Linked DNA regions of Mus musculus: region 2 is linked to region 1. The links are chromatin loops, found by intact Hi-C in ENCODE. Cell type or tissue: gastrocnemius. All regions are shown on one strand. Each heading gives the region's core, and the rest is flanking DNA. Links, peaks and the distances in the headings are about the cores only.

Region 1 (10,193 bases), core at 959-8,958:
CATTTATTTATTTATTTATTTACAAAACAGTTCATTTATTTTGATTTCATGTACATTGGTGTTTTGCCTACATGTGTGAGAAAGTTGGAACAGGGGTTGCAGACAGTCGTGAACTGCTATGTGGGAATTGAACCTGGGTCCTCTGGAAGAACAGCCAGTGCTCTTAACCACTGAGCCATTTCTCCAGTCCTGCCTGTGTCATTTTTTATTTTCTCCTAATGCTGTGTCTGCAGTGGGCATAGATTGTACGTTTACGATTCAACCTTCAGGGATCTAGAGGAGGAAGGAGGGCTGGCAGGGTCAGCAGCAAGCAGCACCTTTACTCGCTGAACCACGCGTAGCTGTGTCTCTGTGAGTGTATGTACACACGTGCATGTGCTCACGATGAGGGCCCTGGGCCCTCAGAGCTGGACTTACAGGAGTTGGCAGGGTCCCCAGCTTGTTTGGTGAATGCCGGGATTGTATAGCAAGTGCTATCAAACAACTTTCCAGCCTCCCTCCTTCTCCCTTCCATCTTCTTTCCTTAAAAATTAATTTTGAATCTGAGTGTAGTGATACATAGCTTTAATCCTGGCACTCAGAAGACTGAGGATCTCTGTGAGTTCCAGACTAACCTAGTCTACATGAGTTCCAAGACAATCAGGACTACATAGAGAGACCTTGTCTCAAAAAAAAAAAAAAATCAAAAGAAAACATTTTTGGAGTCAGGTACCTTGTAGTTAGGCTGGTCTCAAACTCAGTATGTAGATGAAGGGAACTCTTCGGTTTCCACCTCCTGTGTGCTGGGATTATAGGTGTACTTCACCACGCCCGGTTTGCTCTGTTAATGCAGTGACTCTGTGATGTTACAGTTATGAGCAAATCTTCAAAGCAATGTGGCTAGTAGGTACAGTTTTCTCAATAACAGGCATTTTTTCACTATAGTTCCCAAACTAGATAAGAGTGACCCCCCCAATAAAAATGAAAATCAAGTTATTTCTGTTTATCAAGACCTACATGGTCACTGTTTAAAAATCAAAAGGACTAGATCCATCATTGAGGGTAAAAAAAAAAAAAAACCCACAGGCATAAATACCCTTATGTATTAATATGGGCAGTAGGGAGGGGAAGCAGACACTCGGGCTCAGCGGCCTGTGTTTTCCACTGAAGGTGATGCAGAGCCTGTCACCCACTTCCCTTCCTCTTTGCACTTCTCTGTCAACAAAACATCTGACCTGCAGAGGAAGGTGGCTTGGGATTCTGCTAAAAACAGTAATGATGATCAGACACCATTACCTCCTATCAAGGTACCAACTACCTTGTATCTATTTTAGTTTCTTCTAAACTAAGCACAGATTTCTCTGCAGAGGCCTGGAGCTGGCCAGTCTCCGGTGTGGAAAACAAGAGCTCAGCGAAGCACCAGGGCTCCTCGACTTCCCTGATCTCCAGCCTTGCTCCTGATTCTTGATGACAAAACACATTCTCTGCCCTTGATTGATTTACTGGAGCATCTGCAATATCGGAGAATGACTTGGCCTGGCCTGCCGTCCTGTGCACAGGGTGTCTTTGTTGGGATGGCCTTCTGACTTGAGAGAAGGGTCTCTCGGTTGCAGCAGGCTTCTGCCATGCTAAAAAGTGCTGAAAAGACAGCCACAGCAGTTCTTTCTGGGAAAGGCTGTTTGTCTGAGTCTCTCACCCAGACTGCCTGTCCTGTGCGCCCTCTTCCCCTTCCCGCTGGCTGATATAATGCACAACCAACATTCTCAGGGGCTTGTCTTTGTACTCTTCCTCACTTTACTATGTCTTTGGCATCAGGTTGTCAAAATTCCAAGGATGTGTGTGTGTGTGTGTATTCACGTGTATACATGATTTTCTTTCTCTGTGTCTCTGTCTCTGTCTGTCTGTCTGTCTGTCTCTGTCTGCCTGTCCATCTGTCTTTGTCTCTCTGTCTCTCTCTGTGTATAAGGTATGGATGCTAGAGGGCAGAGGACAGGTATTATTTGCCTTGTTTTTGATAGGATCTCTCACTGACCAGTAACTAGGCTGCCTGGCTATCAAGCCCTAGAGATCTGCCTGTTTCTACCATCCTAAGCACTGGGATTATAACCATATAATGCCTCTCCCACACAATTTTTTTTTTTGAGGTAGGGTCTCATTACTCCTAGGACTGCCAGGCCTGGAACTCACTACCTAGACCAGGCTGACCTTGAACTCACAGAGAGTGGTGAGATTAAAGGCATGTGCTACTCTGTCCAGCATGTTTAAAACAAAACAAAACACAGGAGTTGCTGGGGCTGAAACACAGGCTCTCGTGCTTATAGGAGAAGCTCCTTCCAGACTGGACTGTCTCCTCAGCCTGGCAGTGAGTGTTTTAGGGCTGGTGAGGGGTGATGGGGTCCACCGTGTGAGATGAGGTCCCTCTCCTTTTGTCTGGCAGGTCAGTGGTATTTCCTCTAGTTTGAGGTCAGAGCTGGGCCCAGCAGCCCTTCCTCTCTTCCTGCTAGTCTGCAGCCTGACATTGTCCATGAGCAATCGGTTTCAGAGGCACTCAGCTTGTAAGCACCTTTATTCATGTAGGCAGAGACTGTAATAGACTGTAGGGGAAGGAGGTTGTCCTCAGCTTCCACGTCCAATTTCATAGCCTGACTCAGACCAGATTTTACACATGTCTGGAAATGGGTAACACATGTTTTCATTATTAAATGGTTTCGGTGAGCAGCTTTATGGAAGCCTGTGTCCCTGCTGATAGATGATGGCAGGATACTGAAATGGGAACCACAGGCCCAAGTGGCCAAATGATCACATGCTGTGGAGAATGGACTGTCCTGGCAGAAATGTCAACCCTTTAGTTTTCTTCAGCCTGTCATTTGCTACAGAGGCTCTGCCTTCTGAAAGCCCCCGAGGTTTCCTAGGGTTTGTCAGAGACTTGAATAGAAGTGTCCAGGACACAATGGAAGAGTGTTTCTTTTAAGTGAAAGAAATCTGGCACATCCTTCAACTTTCAGGTTGGGAACTGGGCTGTCAACCTGTCCTTCCTGGCTTTCCCACGAGTCACAGATTTGTTCCAAAGTGTCACCTTCATAGTCTGCATGTTATAGGTATAGAGACTTCAGGGAGAGGCTTTGTCAGAACTTCAGGAATTAGTGGTGCCCTGGGAAATTAAATGTTATTTATTTATTCATTTACTTATTTACTGATTGATTGAGTATTGTTGTTCTGAGCTAGAATCTCATGAAGCCCATTTTTCCCTGTAGCCAAGGATGGCTCTAAACTTCTGAACCTTCTGTCTCCACCTCGCAAGTGCTAGAATTGCATATGTAAGTCTCAATATCCGCTTCTGTGTGTTGTGTTTTGTTGTGTTTGTTTGGTGTGCGTGTGTATCGTGTGTATGTGTATTGTGTGTTGTATGTGTGTATGGTATGTTTTGATTGTGTGATTGTGTGTGTGGTGTGTGTTTATGGATGGTGTGTATTGTACTTGTGTGGTACGTGTACCAGTGTGTGCGCCACACGTGTATGTATGTGTGTATAGTGTGTGTGTTGGGCATGGGGGGAATGAAGCTCAGCTATTGGAGGAGACTTTGGAGAGAGTCTTGTCTCCTGTCCGTAGCTCTGACTACCTTTATCTCTCATTAGGGTTCTCTCAGTAAATAAAACAAATTCCAAATCTGTCTTCCTACATCATCTCCCATGATTCAGGAGTCTAGAGCAGTGGGCTCCTTTGTTACCTTTTTAAAATTTATTCATTTTTTTTTTTGAGACAGGTTTTCTCTGGCTATCCTGGACTCACTTTGAAAACGAGGCTGTCCTTGAACTCACAGAGATCTGCCTACCTCTATCTCCCAAGTGATGGAATTAAAGGCATGCACCACCATGCCTGCCTCTTCTTCCTTATTTTTGTATGTAAACTCACATGTGCTACGTGTGTGGGTAGGCCAGAGGTCAACCTCAGGTGTTGTTCCTAAAGATGTGCCCAACCTTTTAAATGATTTATTTTATGTGTGCATCTGTGTGTGTTACATACATGTGAATACACATGTGTGTAGATACCCACAGTGGCCAGTAGAGGGTGTCAGATGCCCTGGAGGTGGAGTTACATATGTTTGTCTGATGAGCTAGGGGTCCAGTCACATTTTGTTCATTTTTATATAGGGTCACTCACAGGCTTGAAACTTGTAATTTGGATAGGCATGCCTGTTTGTGTATGTGTGTATAAATGTTTACATGTATGAATACAAGTGTCATAGCACATATGTGGAAGTCAGAGGACAACCTTGGCATTGGTCCTTGCCTTCCAGCTTGGTTCCAGGGTCTCTTGTTATTCCAGGGTCTCTTGTTATTCTTGTTCCAGGGTCTTTTTATACTAGGTTCACTGGCCTTCCAGTTTCTGGGAGCTCTCTGCAGCCTAAGGTTGGAGGGATCACCATGTGTGTATGGCACCAGTGGGCATCAGGACTACAAAGTAAAGTGTCAAGGGATACTTTGGGACAAGGTGGAAGCAGGAGGTGCTATGATTTCTTCTATAGATTCTAGAAATTCTAAAGCCCCTGCTGGTAGTGGTGGGGAGGGGCTGGTGGTAATGGGGACACTCGATTTTGGTGCACTGCTCTGAGACTAGGAGGATAATGGGCTCTGTGTGATACTGTAACCTCAGGAATTCTTGGGGGGTGATAACTAAACAGCAGGAAACACTTCCCACATGCTTGTGAGAGGGATCTGAGATTGCAGCCTGGACTCTCAGATGCTAGCAGGGTTGTGTTAGGGACTGTCACATTGTGTCCAACCCTGGATCTACTCTGAGGAACACATCTGCAGATTAACCCAGGCTTTAGTGGTAAGGCCTACAGTTAGTAGACTACATTGGAGTTGTGGGACCTGTTAGCATTCTGTCTAAATTCCACCCCACACTTACCTGGCAACAATCAGGTAGGCCTGACCCACTATAAAAGGGGCTGTTTATCCCTTTCATCCCTCTCTTACTCTTGCTTTTGATCTCTTGCTTCTCTCCTGCTCTTGCTCTCTCCTACCCCTCTCCCTTCCCTTCCCTCTCTCTCCATGTGCTCAAGGCCATGGCTCACCTCTACTTCTCTACTCTATCCTTCTCTCTCCCTTTCTCTGCCTCTACTACCCTCTTAACTCCCCTCCCCATGCCCTGAATAAACTCTACTCTATACATGTGGCTGGTCTCTCAGGGGGAAGGAATGCCTCAGCATGGGTCTACGGAGGAACCCCCTTTCCCCATTCCTCCCCCTCCCCCCATAGAACATATTTTTTCTGTCTTTATCTTTTTATAAACATACCAGGATCAGTCAGAGCTCACTCTCAGTGGTGGCTTGCAATGCCTTCACATCTTGTTTGTTTGTTTTTCAAGGCAGGATTTCTCTCTGTAGCTCTGGTTGTTCTGGAACTACTAGCTCTGTAGACCAGGCTGACCTCCAACTAACAGAGATCCTCCTGCCTCTGCCTCCAGAGTGCTGGGATTAAATACCAGGCCCAGCTTTCAACCCTTCTCTTAAAGTGGATTTTTTTTTTTTTTTAAAGAAAGGGTCTTATTTTGTAGCTTAGGCTGGCCTGGGCATCTTTACAAGCTAAATTTTTATCCTTTTAGTAATATTCTTTAATATTATCCAAACTTTATGGTTCAGGAACCTAAGACTGAGAAAATGCAGCTTGAAATTAGTAACATTGACTAACAGAGGCTCCCCTAACACCAAAGCTGAAGGTGGGCTCAGTTGTTGACTGAACTCTAGCTAAAGGTTAAGAGTGTTTCACTAACCGGGGCGGTGGTGGCCAGCCTGGTCTACAAAGTGAGTTCCAGGACAGTCAGGGCTATACAGAGAAACCCTGACTTGAAAAACCAAAAAAAAAAAAAAAAAAAAAAAAAACAAAAAAAAACCAAAAAACAAAAAAACAAAAAACCAAAAACCAAAAAAAACCAAAAAGTGTCTCACTCGCACCCTGGTTACGAAAGGCTGGCACCTCGTTACATTTACTTTATATTTCCATTGCACCAAAGCAGTTCTCAGAGTGTGTCAATATCTGAGATTTACTGAACTGAACCAGAGAAGTCAACAGCAGGGAGGCTTGCTTCTGTGGGCAGCTTTAGACGTTTGCACATGAAACTGTAGCAAAATAAGAATATACTGTTCAGGAAATAAAGTATATCAGACAAAAAATTCGTAATCGATGAAATCGGTCTCTTTTAAAAGTGGAAATATCAAAAGAAAGTCCCGATAGTCTTATGTGTCTAATATCAATGGTCTTTTCTGAGGCTTTTTAAAAATACCACCTTTTAAAATCATGACGAAACCAAGTGGTTTCTTTCTTTAATATCAAGGCACGAAGCTTTGTTTGTAGTAGCAAAAAGCTTTTAAAAATAACTGAACGGACATAGTTTCAATCGCAAATGGTCTATTTTACTAGTGGAGATCAACTAAGGAGAAAAGACGTGGTAACCTCGGTAACGGCGTGGGGGAAGGGAGGACGGAACACCGAGCTCTACGCCCTAGCAGGGGTAGAGCGGTGAGAACGCTCGAAGAGGTTTGGCTTATTGGACGCGCCGTAGATAGCGGTGCATGCTGGGCCTTGGCAATATGGCGTCCTCCTTGATGTGCTGATGAGAGGAGTTTTCACTGTGGCTCCAGAGCAGAGGGCAAAACTCCCCTGACCTAATAAGCCCAGTGTCCCTGTGCTGTCCGCGGGCCCGTGTCGCGTGTGTATCGGGACTCGTTCCTGGGTAGGAGAGAGCCACGAAGCAGAAGGCCAGCACGGGCCTGGCCGCGCGGCCCGGTGGCTGAGGAGCCCGGCTGCGGACGGGCACGATGGGCCGGTCCTGGCTCAGGTTGCAGCCCCTCAGGCGAGTGCGGGACCCGCAGGGCTGAGAGCCGCTGGGCGAGCCCCGAAGCCCCCCGATCCCGATCCCTTGAGGCCTCAGCCGGGCCAGCACAGTCGGAGAAGCCGCCCTGCGAGCGGGCCGGCCTGCCCGCCGGGAGCCACTGAGGCGTTGGAGGCCGAGAGCCGGGTCATCGCCGGGCCTGAAGTCTCTCCCGCCTCCGCCAGTCCCGCTTGCCGCCCTCCTGACGGCCTGCAGAGCTGCGGGGGCCGGCGACCGGGCGCGCGTGTCGCCGCTCGTCCGGGTCCTGCGGGCTTGGGTACCCACGGGCTCGCCACCCACCCCGCCCCCTCCAACTTCGCGCTCAGAGTTCGAGATAAAGATCTCCGAGGTTTAGCCTCAATAAGGATCTTCGAACGCTCTGCCGCCGTCTCTATTCCCAGCTTCCCGTTTTCCCGTATTTTATTTTACCAGTTCTGGTCCACACTAGTTTTTAAGGCTGGAGGTTCTCGAGCGCCTGCTGCCAAGGACTCCCCCTCCCCCTCCTCCCCTGATGGAGTCGGAGATGCTGCAGTCGCCTCTTATGGGACTCGGGGAGGAAGATGAGGCGGACCTTACAGATTGGAACTTGCCTTTGGCTTTTATGAAGAAAAGACATTGTGAGAAAATCGAAGGCTCCAAATCTTTAGCGCAGAGCTGGAGAATGAAGGATCGGGTGAGTGGCTTCTCATGGCACCTTTTTGAGTTCGTAGTTTTCCAACTAAGAAAGTTCTGAGCAAGGACAGCCTTTTTAGAAGGATGCGGGTATTTCGAAGACACATGTTGCACTAAAATCCAAAAAGCTATTCCAGACTCGGGTTTTGGCTAGTCTCTTCTCACCGAGTAGCGTTAAAAACGAGTTTTAATTCAGAGGGGGGAAAAACACCAAATTAGGAACTATAGTTTCACAGATACTTATATGCCCTTTACTACACTTAGTAGCACTTAGAGAAAAGACAACTTGGGAAATAATAGTTAACGTGCTTAGTCTATTTTTGTAGTCTGCTTTTTTTCAAATAACCAGGTTGCCTGAAGTTCAGATGTCTGATAAAGTGTGTTGGAAAACAAGATGACTTGAAATGTTTAGCCAATAACAAATTCAGGCAAAGTTATTTTAAGGTTGCAGCAGGTTTCATCCCAGTCCTTTGAACATCTTGTCTGTGAGGCTGACTCCCTGTGTATGTGACTTGTGGTCACTGTAACCTGGAGATAAAATTTCCTCAGTGGAAATTAGGGAGCATGGGGTATGATGGATTGGAACCTGGGTTCAGTTTTTTGGCCGTTCTTCTGATCGTGGAGTGTCATGAGATGTTGGTAGCAAAGAAAACAGCCAGCTGTAGTGCTGTTAGTTCCTGGTCTAACAAAAGGGGAGTACTGTGTCTTGTCTGTGCACACCCATATTGTGTGTATGTGTGTTTACTGTCTCTTGTCTGTGTATACCCATAGTGTGTGTATGTGTGTTTAGTTGTTTTCTCCTCCTGGGCTTCTTTCATTTGTGTGAACTTTTCAGTATAAAAGAGGAAATTGGTGTTATAATGTGTCATTTGTTTATACTTGGTATGTTTTTACTTGAGATGATTGTTTTAAAAAGGTGTATGTTGATGAACCCTCAACATAGTTCTAGCAATGACCAGTGTTTCAGTTGTTGATTTGGCTAAATTTTATCAAAAAATTGATAAATTTTTTTGTTTTTTGATTTTTTTTTTTTTTTTTTGAGACAGGATATCTCTGTGTAACATCTCTGCCTGTCCCGAAACTCTGTAGACCAGGCTGGCCTTGAACTCAAGAGATCTGCCTGCCTCATCCTGCTGAGTGCTAAGATTAAAGTTGTGAAAATTTTTTTTGAGACAAGGTTTTATGTAGTGCAGTCCAGCTTGGTGTATAGTCAAAAGCATTTTATGCTGGGCAAGGTAAATCACTCTTGTAATCCCAACACTCTGGATCTTGAAGCAGGAGGATCACAGGTCAAGGTCAGCCCTACTACAACGTGCAAACCCTGTCTTAAACAAGGATAAAAGCAATCTAAGTTAAACTGATGGCTGAGAGAGACTGCATAAAGTCTGTTTTATGGACATGTCTAGTACTAATGAAATAAAAATAAATTTGATTGCAGTGTTTATCTAAAAATAAATTTGTTTTAGAGCAACTCTACTCCCCCCCCCCCCCATTCGATTTGGTGGAGTTCTTATTTTAAACGTTTTTTTCTCTCCTGTTCTTTTGAATGTGGTTTCTTTTGCTACCTAAACCTGTACTCAAACTGTTCAAATCACATTAATGGATATCTTTTGAACTTTTAGTTTAATACTTTTCTAGAGTCAGGGTTTTATGTAGTGCAGGCCAGCTTGGCGTGTAGTCAGAATGACCCTGAACTCATGCATCCACTTCCCAGGTGCTAGGATTATAGGTGTGCACCATGGAATTTACTCTTTTTTTTTTTAAGATTTTATTTTTTTTTTATACATATGACAAGTACACTGTAGCTTCTTCAGAGACACCAGACGAGGGCATCAGATCCCATTATAGATGGTTGTGAGCCACCATGTGGTTGCTGGGAATTGAACTCAGGACTTCTGGAAGAGCAGTCAGTGCTTTTAGCCGCTGAGCCATCTCTCCAGCCCCCTGAATTCACTCTTAAATGGTCCTAGTGATCAAGCTCAGAGTTTGTGCACGCTAAGCAACACTCTACAAACTGAGCTACATCTCCAGCCTTATTATTAAAGTGTTTTTTTCTTTTTCTTTTGCCAGGAGATAGATGGTGGCACACACCTTTAGTTCCAGTCCTTGGGAGGCAGAGGCAGGTGGATCTCTGTGAGTTCGAGGCCAATCTGGTCTACAGAGTGAGTTCCAGGACATCCAGGTGTCTACACAGTGAAACCTATCTCTGCCTCTGCCTCCTGAGTACTTGGATATGAAGGCTTGAGCCACTACCACCCAGCATACTAACTTAGTTTTAAAATGTATTTTATTTATGATTACTTATTAGTGTTCTGTCTAGTATCCTTGTTACTGGTTTCTAAAATTGTGTCACCAAAGTTGACTGACAAGCTCTTAGGAGGTTTTTGCCATCCAGCTACAGGGCACGCCCACCCTCAGTCCCTCCTCCCACAGGGCATGCCCACCCTCAGTTCCTCGAGTTCCACCTTCAGCCTGGTTCTGGTTCTTGCACCCCTTGTTTTCAATCAATTGTGGTTGTTAACTTTTTCTTTTAAAGATTTACTTATTTTATTTATGTGAGTACACAGTAGCTGTCTTCAGACACATCAGAAGAGGGCATCAGGTCCCATTACAGATGGTTGTGAGCCACCATGTGGTTGCTGGGAATTGAACTCAGGACCTCTGGAAGA
Region 2 (10,193 bases), core at 1,188-9,187, 130 kb after region 1:
AATAGTCCCTATGTCTACAGCTTTTTAAATCATCTCTACTGGTAGTGGACCACATGAGCTGCTGAGGGACGTTTCAAAATCAAACCATAACGCCGTTTCCAGTGGTTTTAAGTTGATGTGTTGCGACCATCCTGTGGGTGAAGGTACAGGTCTTGGTTCTTCCTCTTGGTAGATCAGGACTCCCTCAGGTGCAGACACTGGTGTGGACTTTGGTGGATTAGGATTGAGTGCAGACGCAGGGTCCTAGTGTTTCTTCTCGGTTGGCTGGGACTTCCCTGCATAGACTTCTCTGTATGCTTTTGTTTGTTTCCACTCTATTGGCCGTACTTAGAAAAAGTCCATTTGTTCCATCGTAGATTTCTCTGGAACCTGTTGAGTCTGAGTCCTGGTGATTGACAGCTGGCCACACAGCTGTTCTTGGGTTGTCTCCTGTTGATCCTGATGGAATTCTTTATATTCTAGACAGAAACTCTTCATCATCCTGTGAACTGTGGCTGTCTTTTCTAAATTTATGACTTGCTTTCTATTCTGTTTGCAGTGTCCTTTAAAGGACAGGAGTTTTTATGCTGAACAGGTCACACTCAGTGTTCTCTCTAGGGGCAACTGCACCTGACCTAGCCAACCATAGTTAGGCCTGTGATGGACCCTTTTCATATATAGCGTGAGATGGAATCTGCTTTTGTGTTTATAGCTCACTGTAAATTATTTATTTATTTTATATGTGTATAAAAGACACTAAAACCCAGTACTTAATTTATAAGCTGTAACACTGAATCGAGCAGGTTCCTACTATATTCAAACCATTTGCCCCTTGTCACCTGCTGTTTGAGGCCCACCTGGGCTGCTTTTCCATTAGCCTGTCCTCAGGGTCCACTTTTCCTGGCCATAGGCTCGTGATTCATCCAGCCTCATGGTAACTTCCTCTTCTTTCTGTCTTCTCCCTGCTACTCCGGCATCTCTCCTGAGTCACCTCACTCAATCCTCAAGTCCCGCCTTCCTTTCTCTACTGCCCAATCACATGCTCTAGCCTTTTATTAACTAATCAACTTTAAAATGGGAGCAAGGTTTACACACGAAGACCGTTGTCTATGAAAATGTACTCTGGACTGCAACTAGATCTTGGGTTGAGAATTTAGGGTTTGTATGCATAGCTCACTGCTACCTCCCCATCGATGCCAGCTTTGGCATGAGTCATCTCTGTCCTGGGCCAATCAGCAGTCTTGGTTTTCAGTGTCTTAGTTTGAGGAGACATAGGTACCCTTTGTTCTTCTTATTTGATGTTTCGGTTAATCTTGGCTTTTTGCTCTAATAAGAAAATACTAAGCCAGGCATGGAGGCGCACGCCTTTAATCCCAGCATTTAGGAGGCAGAGGCAGGTGGATTTCTGAGTTTGAGGCCAGCCTGGTCTACAAAGTGAGTTCCAGGACAGCCAGGGCTACACAGAGAAACCCTGTCTCGAAAAAAAAACAAAAACAAAAACAAAAACCAAAAAAAAAAAGAAAAGAAAAATTACTGAATACAGTCATCTGTTTCCGTAAGACTTTGGGGCTGGATGGCCCAGCAGTTAGAGCACTTGCTGTGCTTCCAGAGGACCTGGTTCAGTTCCCAGTGTCTATATTGTGGTTCATAATCACCTGTAGCATTAGCATCAGGGTTTAGCATCAGCACCTACATACATGTGACATACATACATTCTGTCTCTGTCTCTGTCTGTCTCTCTCCCTCTCCCCCTCCCTGCCCCCTCACACACACACACAAATAAGTAAATAAACAGGTAAGAATAAAAGTAGTTCTTAAGAAGAAAAGGCGTACTTGTTGGAATATGCTGTGTCTTTGGCTACAGGTGATCAGGCAGATCCTAGAAGATCATTACAGATGATCTTTTAGACTGTGATCATTTAAAATGCCTGTCAGGATATGATAGCTTTCTTGATAAAAGTGTAAGTTTCTTAATTTTCTTACTTGAGTATTCGGGAAGGACGTTCTCCAGACTCTTGTGGATTCTAATAGTTCCTCAGGGTGTAAAGTTGCTTCTCATTTGCAGACGAGCATTTTCGTTTCTTCTTTTCTCGCTTGTGCCTTGTATGTGTTGTTCTTGTTTTCCACTGCTGGCCTTTAAGAGAAGGAAACAGTAACTGGGCCCCCTTGTCTCTTTTGTGGCTTCCTGAGGAATACTCAGTCCTGTGGAGTCTGCAGGAGGCTTTTTGTGAGGAGGGGGAGGATGGAAACAATTATTTATCAAATTAAGAACTGTTCCTGCTTTATATCAGAGAATCATGATGAGGTACTGGCCTTCTAAAGCCTTTGTTTCGTTGTGTGTTAGATCTGTTACTGCTTGTTTTTGTTTGTATGTTAAAATTATGAGTAGATGTTGACTTTTCTAAAGTCCTTGGTTTGATGTATTTCTGTTAAGATGGTAGAATCCCTATTCTCCCTTAACTTATAAGGGACGGCATGATATCCTGTGACTCTGTATTAAATGCCACACACCTGTTCTTGAGATGGCTTATTTATCTCTGTGTATCGTCTGTTTCACACATGGTTTAATTCAGCTGGCTGGCTGGTTTTGTTTGTTTGTTTGTTTGTTTGTTTGTTTGTTTTAAAATCTGTGTTCCCTGTTGAGATTTTCCTGGATTTTTCTCTGTTCCAAGTAATCAATATTCTGTGGCTTGAGAAAACGAGTAGGGAATTTCCTTCTTGTCATAGGCTCTCAAGTGGTATTTATAAGACTCGAAGCATTGGATTGCCCAGGGCAGGGCAGACTGTTGTGTGAGGTCTCTGACTGCTGGTTTAGGGTCTTTCTTGGGTAGAAGTAGGTGTTCATTTTTTTCTGACCTTTTGAAGATTTCAATAAAGGTTTTGAAATTGTTGATACCTGTTGTTCAAAATACCTCCCTTGCCACCATGTGAGTCTAGGGAATGGTAGCAGTATATATTGTTCTTGGAGTTGAGCACACAGGCCTTCTTTGTTTTCTTAGTTATTACAGTGAGGGGTATGTGTGCCTTTTATCAGTCTTGTCAGGACTCCAGCTTTGATCTTTGAGGTCCTTCAAAAGGTAGGCAGGACAGTGACACATAACATATGCTGTGAGTGCTCTGTGCAGCAGTGTGCCCCTTACACGATGCTGGGAGCAAGGGTGTTTTCTAGCTAAACACAGTATTGTTAAATTGCCAGGGGTGTCACCCTCCTGTTCCACAGACTGGTTTATACAGAGCCTACACTCACACATCGCTCCAGCCATCCCACAGAATCTGCCCAAGCTCACTCCTGTGCGCACTCCCTAGTCTGACTCGCCGCTCAGTGTGTGCTGCTAGCATTCTGGTCCCCAGGTTCTCCTTGACTCTGGCTGCTTTAAAGTGAAGTTTTAACTTACTCATTTCTGTTGGTGAGTTAGACCAGTTTGGATCAGTCTTTAAAGGCATTAGTAGGCCTTCTTTTGTGGAATGCTTTATTAACTATACAGACAGTGAGCAGTCTAGAGCCTTCTGCTGGATTGGCTCTTGTCTCGAATTGCCAGGATTGATGAGCCATTATGGTGTGCTCTTGCTAGCCATGTCCTGCTTTATGCTCCTTCCTGTTGGTGTTGTGTAGTCTGGTTCCCACCGATGTGTCTCACAGATGTGCTTCCCCAGCGCTGGTGTCATTCAGAGCTCAATCACTGCCTCTCCACTGATGTTCTTCCTTTCTTCTTCCCTCCCTTCTTTTCTTTTTAGCTTTATCTTTCCCAGAATGCACTGTAGTTGGTGTCATCTATAAATATCCTTTCAGAGCGACCTCGCTTGCCTGGCCAGTTGGACTCAAGGCTCTTTCTCCACGGCTAGACAGCTAGGTCTCCACGTGTACTATTAAGCCTCCTGATTCTCTCCTCAGTTATGAACAGTGCTGTTCACACATTTTGAGACAGGTTTTCACACAGCCCAAGCTGGCCTTGAACTTGTGGCTCTTTATGTCTCTGACTTGGGATTCTTTAGGTTGCTGGTGCACATGGTCAGAACGTAATTAGCTTTGTAAGAATTGCCGACCTTTGTTATGAGCTGTCTGTGTGGTTTGCATTTCCACCAGTGCTCCCTGTGTTGGCAGGATCAGCATTCTGGACTATAGTCACTCTGCAAAAGGTGTCAAAAATGTGTCGTCTTGTCTTGTTGCCAGTGAGTTTACAATTTAATAGTCTGACCTGTGACAGAGTAGTGCTCAGCATATCTTCATATCCTGGCTCTGGTCCACTGTCTATCTTGCTAACGTGTCTGCTTGGGTCTGTTTTACTCTGCTAGGCAGAAGCACAGCCTGTGTGCTGAGCCACATCCCGGCTCACCTGCCCTCTTGAAGATGAAGCTTCCTTCCTTGTTGAGCGTTAATAATCCTGTGGACCTTTTAGACCTTGGTCCTGTGTCAGATATGTGTTTTGTAGATATTTGAACTTGTGGCTTGTCGTCTTCGGTAATAGTGGACATGGTTTTTATCACTGGAAAGCTCAGACCAATCACTCTCTACATGCCCAGGTTCTGATTTAGGTTCCTTGCTTCTTTGTGAGTTTATGTCTGAATTAAGAAAGCAGATTGAAGTCTGCCTTACACAGAGGTGCAGCTATAACTGAAGGCTGGTCCAGGTGACGGTGGTTCGTTCACTGCAGATTCACATAGAACGCATGTGACTGTGTTAACAGGCACCATGAGCAGAAGAACCCTGGGGATGTGTGTCCACACCTCATATCAGTTTGAAAGTACAGCAGAACGGGCAGAGGGGAAGGGGGAAACAAATCTCCCCCTTGCTGGATGTCTGACGTCTGTCTTTCCAGGAGTCACTAAGTTAGAGCGAATGCTGAAGATTGATAGTTAAACTTTTCAAAAGGAAAAACTCCAGGGAGAGCATAGTTTTTCCTGTTTTAGTGGAAAGGATCTGCGCAGTGTCATTGGCCACCCTGATATCTTAAACAGTGCTACAACATTTACCCAACAAGTGTCAACCACAGTCAAAGGGGAACATGGGCTGGACATGTGAACTCTCTACTCTGGAAGCTGGAACAAGAGGATTGAGTTTGAGGCCAGGCTGGACTACATAGCAAGGTCATGACTCAAAGCCTTTACTCCAACCCCAGTCACAGTAGCACTGTGGTGGCCCGCATGTAGAAGTGGACATGGAGGGTGTGGCTGACCCTAACCTAGCCAGGTGTCATTTTGTCAGTCACAGACTTTCTGATCCTTGAGTGTACCCAAAGCCAGCTCCTTCTCCTCCTGAGTCCTCTGTAGCTTTCCTGTGGTCTCTGTGTTGTGTCTGGTTCTCTGTGGCAGCAATGTCATTGTGTTCTGAGTCCTAGACAATTACTAGTCTGTCTCTGGTGGACAGTCATACGAAAATAGTAAATCTATGGAAAAAAAATCAAATCAACAGGACAATGAAGTGGGGGAAATTAAGACAAGACAAAAGAGATTTCTGCATCTGAGACTGGCTTCACAGGTGCTGCGGCTTGGGGGTTCAGAGCACAGTGACATTGCTGTAAGCAGAGCCGGCCTTTGAAGGCTGAGGTTCAGTCTAAATGTAAACAAATAAAAGGACTAAAATTGCTCTGAACTAAAATGTAAAGCCGAGAAACTCACACTCAGTGCATCAAGAGAGGCAAGCTGAGATGAAGCCTGCTCTTCTAGGTGAAGTGGGTCCAGCTATACAGGCAAGAAAGTCACTTGGCTCTGTGCTGGGTGCACAAGCAAAGATCAAAAATAGCTTCTGTCGTGCTGGACTCTGTAGAACACAGGAAAAGGCTCGCTGAGTGGAAAAACCCTTCTCTGCCAGAAATGCCTTCAAATGCTGGACCTGCTTGCTCTCTTCAGTGTCTGTCTCACCCAGTATCTCTCTCAGAGTTTGACTGCTCTGGACATAAGGAGATAAAGCCTCATGGAGACCACACTAAAAGTAAAGATTAGATTGTTTCCTGTTAGGTGCTGTTTTAAATCAAGTTAAAGAGAAACCTGCTGATTGTGTAGTGACAAGTGAAGTGATGCAGGAAAGATGGACTGACCCTTTAAGAGTGGACCAGCAGCGAGCTCCCTTCCTTCCCAGGGACCCCCCCTGCAGGAGTCAAGTCAGCACCAAGTGGAGCCTTCCACTGAGGGAGATGGGAGACTGTGTCTACACTAAGGTTTAAAGGGGACAGAAAACAAGGTGGTGTGCTGGAGGAAGGAGTGTGGCCAGGTGGCTTCTAGGATCCCTCCCCCTCTGTTGCCTGAGAGATGGATTTGAGAAGACAGCAAGAAAGCCAGCATAAGGTAAAAATGGTGATATACTAAACACTGCCACCAAGGTGAGCTTGCATGTTGAGGCCGTCAGTGGAGGGCAAGGTGATGGACTGAGGACAGATGGACAGAGCAGCTGAGGCCTGGAGCGTGACCGGGATGAAGCGACAGGAAGAAGGGGCTGATGTCACCTGCTGGCCTGGGCTGTGAGTGTGTGCCTGTGAGAAGCGTGAGAAGTGGTATTGGGTCCCCAGCTTATGATGACTAGGCCTGAAGAAAGCGTGAGGTCTGGGAGCCAGAGCAAGGCCCCCGGAGGTGCTAGTGGGTCTTTGGAACATAAGTAAAGATGGGCCCTGTTGTGAGTCGTCGTCTCTGCTTCTACCTGACCTGTCTTGTGGTTAAATAACCATGAGCTCCACAAACAACTTACAGATACTGTTCTTATGACTACACATATAAGCACATGCACACACATACACAGCACATGTAGTTTTTGTTTTTCACAGGTATCTAGATGCTACCTACCTCTTTGTCTGGTATGGAACAGACAGCTGCTGCTTCTATTGAAAGGCAGATTGTTTAGGTTTTAAAACATGCACTTGGTGGAAAACATTGTGACTTTCATAATTGCATTATTCTCACCGATATCGTTTGTTGAAATTGTTACTTTGGGGGAGTCCAGGAAACGACAAAAGCCTTCATTTCACTGTGAACTTGACCCTCTCTTTTTAGAATTTCTAGCGTCTTACATTTGCTTATAGTAGTTGAAGGCCATCAGCAAAAATGCTGTTTCTTTAGAGAAAGCCTGGAAACCTTAGGCTACTTCTTTTCTTTATAAATTTATAAAGAAATTCCTCGGTGCTGAAAGGTATAGTTACCTTCACCCACATTTTGAACTTTTTAATAAAATGTTTCTAGAGCCACTAAAAATTCAACATTTGTAAAACAGTCGATGTAGCATTCTTCTGATTGCATGAGAAGGGGTCTAGGAACTGGGTAGCTGCTGTGTGGGATTAAGCTACCTCAGTGCCCCCTCCCCCATGTTCTCTCAGCAGACCCTCACTTTCCCCACCTCTTCCGAGTTGGTTCCCCATCCTGCTCTCTGGTCTGAAGCTGTGGCCTTTCCTGCTCGTTTTGGCTCGTTTGGTTCACCTTCACGGGCTTAGCTGACAGCCTCACCCATCTCCTTTGGCCCTTCCCTCACTGCTGGCCTTCCTGCTGGGTATCTTGGTCATGTGAGACCTTTGTGGATGCTGTGGTCTGTTATTCTTCACGCCTGATTTGTTGTTTTTTAAGTGAATGATATCACTGTTCATATCTTAAATAGCTTGCTTTCCCATTCCTTCTGAATGTCCCAAGCTTCAGTTTCCAGGTATTTGAGTGTTTATTAGCCAGGTGTATAGCTACTGCATGGTAATGGTGTGTTTTATGTATTTAATACTGATTTCACATGGGATCATTATAACATTGATTGTTCTTGGAATTCTTGGGTATGTGGTTAGAAACATTCTAATTCTTCTTTGGTTCCCTTAGAGCCACAACAGCTGCAAATCCCAGCCGTGTTGAATGTAGAACATGTGTTTACATGGAACAGTACATAGGAAAAGGTCACCTGACACTTGGGAGTTACTGTCCTAGCTTTGTATCTGTGGCAGGCACCTGAGACAATCAGCTTGCTTGCTTGGTTCTGTGCCAGAATACACCAATACAGCATGGCAGGACCATTGACAGAGAGATCCATGCCCAGGAATGAAAAAGGAGCTCAGGACCGCACACTCTCCCACTGGCCCAAGACCAAGGAACATTCTAGATCCAAACTCTAGTACTTTGAGCATGGTAAAACCTGTGAACTTGCTCCCCATCTCTCTCTCTCTCTCTCTCTCTCTCTCTCTCTCTCTCTCTCTCTCTCTCTGTGTGTGTGTGTGTGTGTTCGGAGGTTTATTTCCTGAGCAAACTGTCTCTTGAACCACATTTCTCATTGTTCCGATCTTAGAAAATTATTTTGGCACAGACAAGGTCTTGTATTTTGCCGGCTTGTCTCAAATCCGCTGTTCCCCTGTGTTATTCTCAAATCCCAGTGTTACAGTGAAGAACTCCCTGCCTCACTGGTTACAGTGAAGAACTCCCTGCCTCACTGGTTACAGTGAAGAACTCCCTGCCTCACTGGTTACAGTGAAGGGTGCCCTGCCTCACTGATTACAGTGTTTTGTGTAGTTTTGAGTTTATATAAGCGTTATCAAGAGTGGTCCAGCTGACCTTTTTATTCAGGTTTGTGTTTCTGTTGCGGTTGATTCTGTCAGGCTGAGAGTCGACTTGAAATGCTCTATGGCTCAATGATCCTTTTCCCTGTTGCTGACACCTGTATTGTTTCTAGTTTTCTTCTCTTTATAAAGAATCTTTCTCTCACTATATTTGTGCTGAATGTTTAAAAAAAAAGTCTAAGAGGAGGATAGAAAAAAGAACATGTATTTTATGTCAGTCCATGGTGGCTTTGCTGTACTGTCTCAGCTGAACTAGACTCTGGCCCACCATCCTGGCAATTTGTAGGCTGTCTAACTCATGTTTCCAGCACATGCCAAAGCAGGCTTTGGGAACTACACAAGAGTGTACTGCTTAGAAATTAGGGCTTTTTGAGGCTAGAGAGATGGCTCACTGGTTAAGAATATGGGCTGCTCTTTCAGAAAACAAAGGTTTGAGTCCCAGCACCTAACAATGGTTTGTAACTCCATTTTCAGGGGGAATCTGCTGCCTTTTTCTACTCTGAGTACTGCATACACACAGCTGTGCGTGTAGACAGGACACCTTTACATGTAAAAATAAAATCAAAATAGTTCTCAAAAAAAAGAAAGAAGGAAAGACAGACCAGAGCTTTCTATAGAGCCAGGAATTTTCTTTAAGTAAGTATTGTGTGTTTTAAGAAATGTTTGTCTTTGCATGCGGATGGTAGCACTCACAGTTTCTGTAGCAAATTGGCATTTTCCACCTTACGGATGCTGTAGAAATGTGACAGTCTCGAGCTGAATCAGGAGAGATAAGATCGGGTCAAGGCTGGTGTGAGCCTACTGATGGAGAAGGGTCTGCCTTCAGCTGTAAGCTCACAGTGAGCTGACTGAACTCAGTGGTACTTCTTTATCATGTTTAGGGGAGGGAGAGCCTCTGCTGCCTTGTGTCAGTCAGGGGAGCATCATTCTAGCTGCTGTAGAACCCCAGCTCTGACAGCCTGGTGCTTCCCAGTTGAAAGCTGTAGAGAAGTGTCTGTAACACTGTGGTCCCTTTCAAGGCATTGGACAGCCTCGTTGACAAGTAGTGTTTAGGGTCTGCTGGAAATTGGGCAGTAAGTTGGTCCTAATATGAGGTAGGTGGAGGTCACGGATGTGCGGCAGGAACTGAGTAAACTCCCTGAAAGTTCAGGGAGGAGGGGACCGCCCAGAGACAGAAGCCCTGTCCTGGGCCACAGGGTGTCAAAGAGCAGCCTGATATCTGAACGGCACAGAGGGATCAGAGCCTCATGGTCCCACTCAGATGTTGAAGCTAAAAGATTGCCCTGGAAGAAGCAGAAAGAAGTGCTACCACTATAGCATGAGCTGGGGGTGGGGAGATGGGAGGAGCTAGAGGATGGGGAGGGGAGGAGAGGAGGAGTGGGAGGACATCAGACAGCAAGCAGAGAGGGTTTCAATGTTTCTCACATAAGGAGAGGTGTCATCTGCGGTGATGCTCGAGCCAGTTTAATGACTGACAACTACACACCACATACATGCTGCACTGTGCCCCACGAGCACATGTATTGGTGAGTGTGCTTGTGGCCCCCTGTGAGAACCCGAGATGGGCCCCTGGGACTGACACGGTAGGCTAGAACTGACACCGAAGGTTGTTCTGGCTGATGGTGTTCACTGTTGCTAGTGGTGCTACCTAATGGCTTGGCCAGTTGCTGCTTTGGTCTCTTTCTGGTCATCAGTGGATACCCC

What was found. Hi-C counts contacts between places; a loop is a spot of excess contacts. Peaks named below come from ENCODE experiments on the same cell type or tissue, not always from the same donor. Only the 100,000 strongest peaks of a DNase experiment are listed, where the experiment ranks them.
Region 2: it touches region 1 in a loop (2.0-fold over the local background); 2 of 42 quality-filtered maps call a loop at or near these places.

What each region holds. Positions count from the first base shown.
Region 1 is chr11:119,596,447-119,606,639 of GRCm38, forward strand. Rptor (regulatory associated protein of MTOR, complex 1) reads left to right here and starts at 6,459. Exons shown (of 34, transcript NM_028898.3): 1 at 6,459-7,525. The coding sequence starts at 7,364. In gastrocnemius, for the core only: a CTCF peak has its summit at 4,029 (motif pointing right); DNase peaks (open chromatin) are centred at 6,511, 6,855 and 7,322; H3K4me3 peaks cover 2,484 bases; H3K27ac peaks cover 1,717 bases.
Region 2 is chr11:119,727,439-119,737,631 of GRCm38, forward strand. The region is part of intron 4 of Rptor (regulatory associated protein of MTOR, complex 1); the gene reads left to right. Among named protein-coding and RNA genes, the nearest start is that of Rptoros, 100 kb to the right of the region's middle. In gastrocnemius, for the core only: no CTCF peak of the experiment used is centred there; DNase peaks (open chromatin) are centred at 5,687 and 6,344; H3K4me3 peaks cover 719 bases; H3K27ac peaks cover 4,134 bases.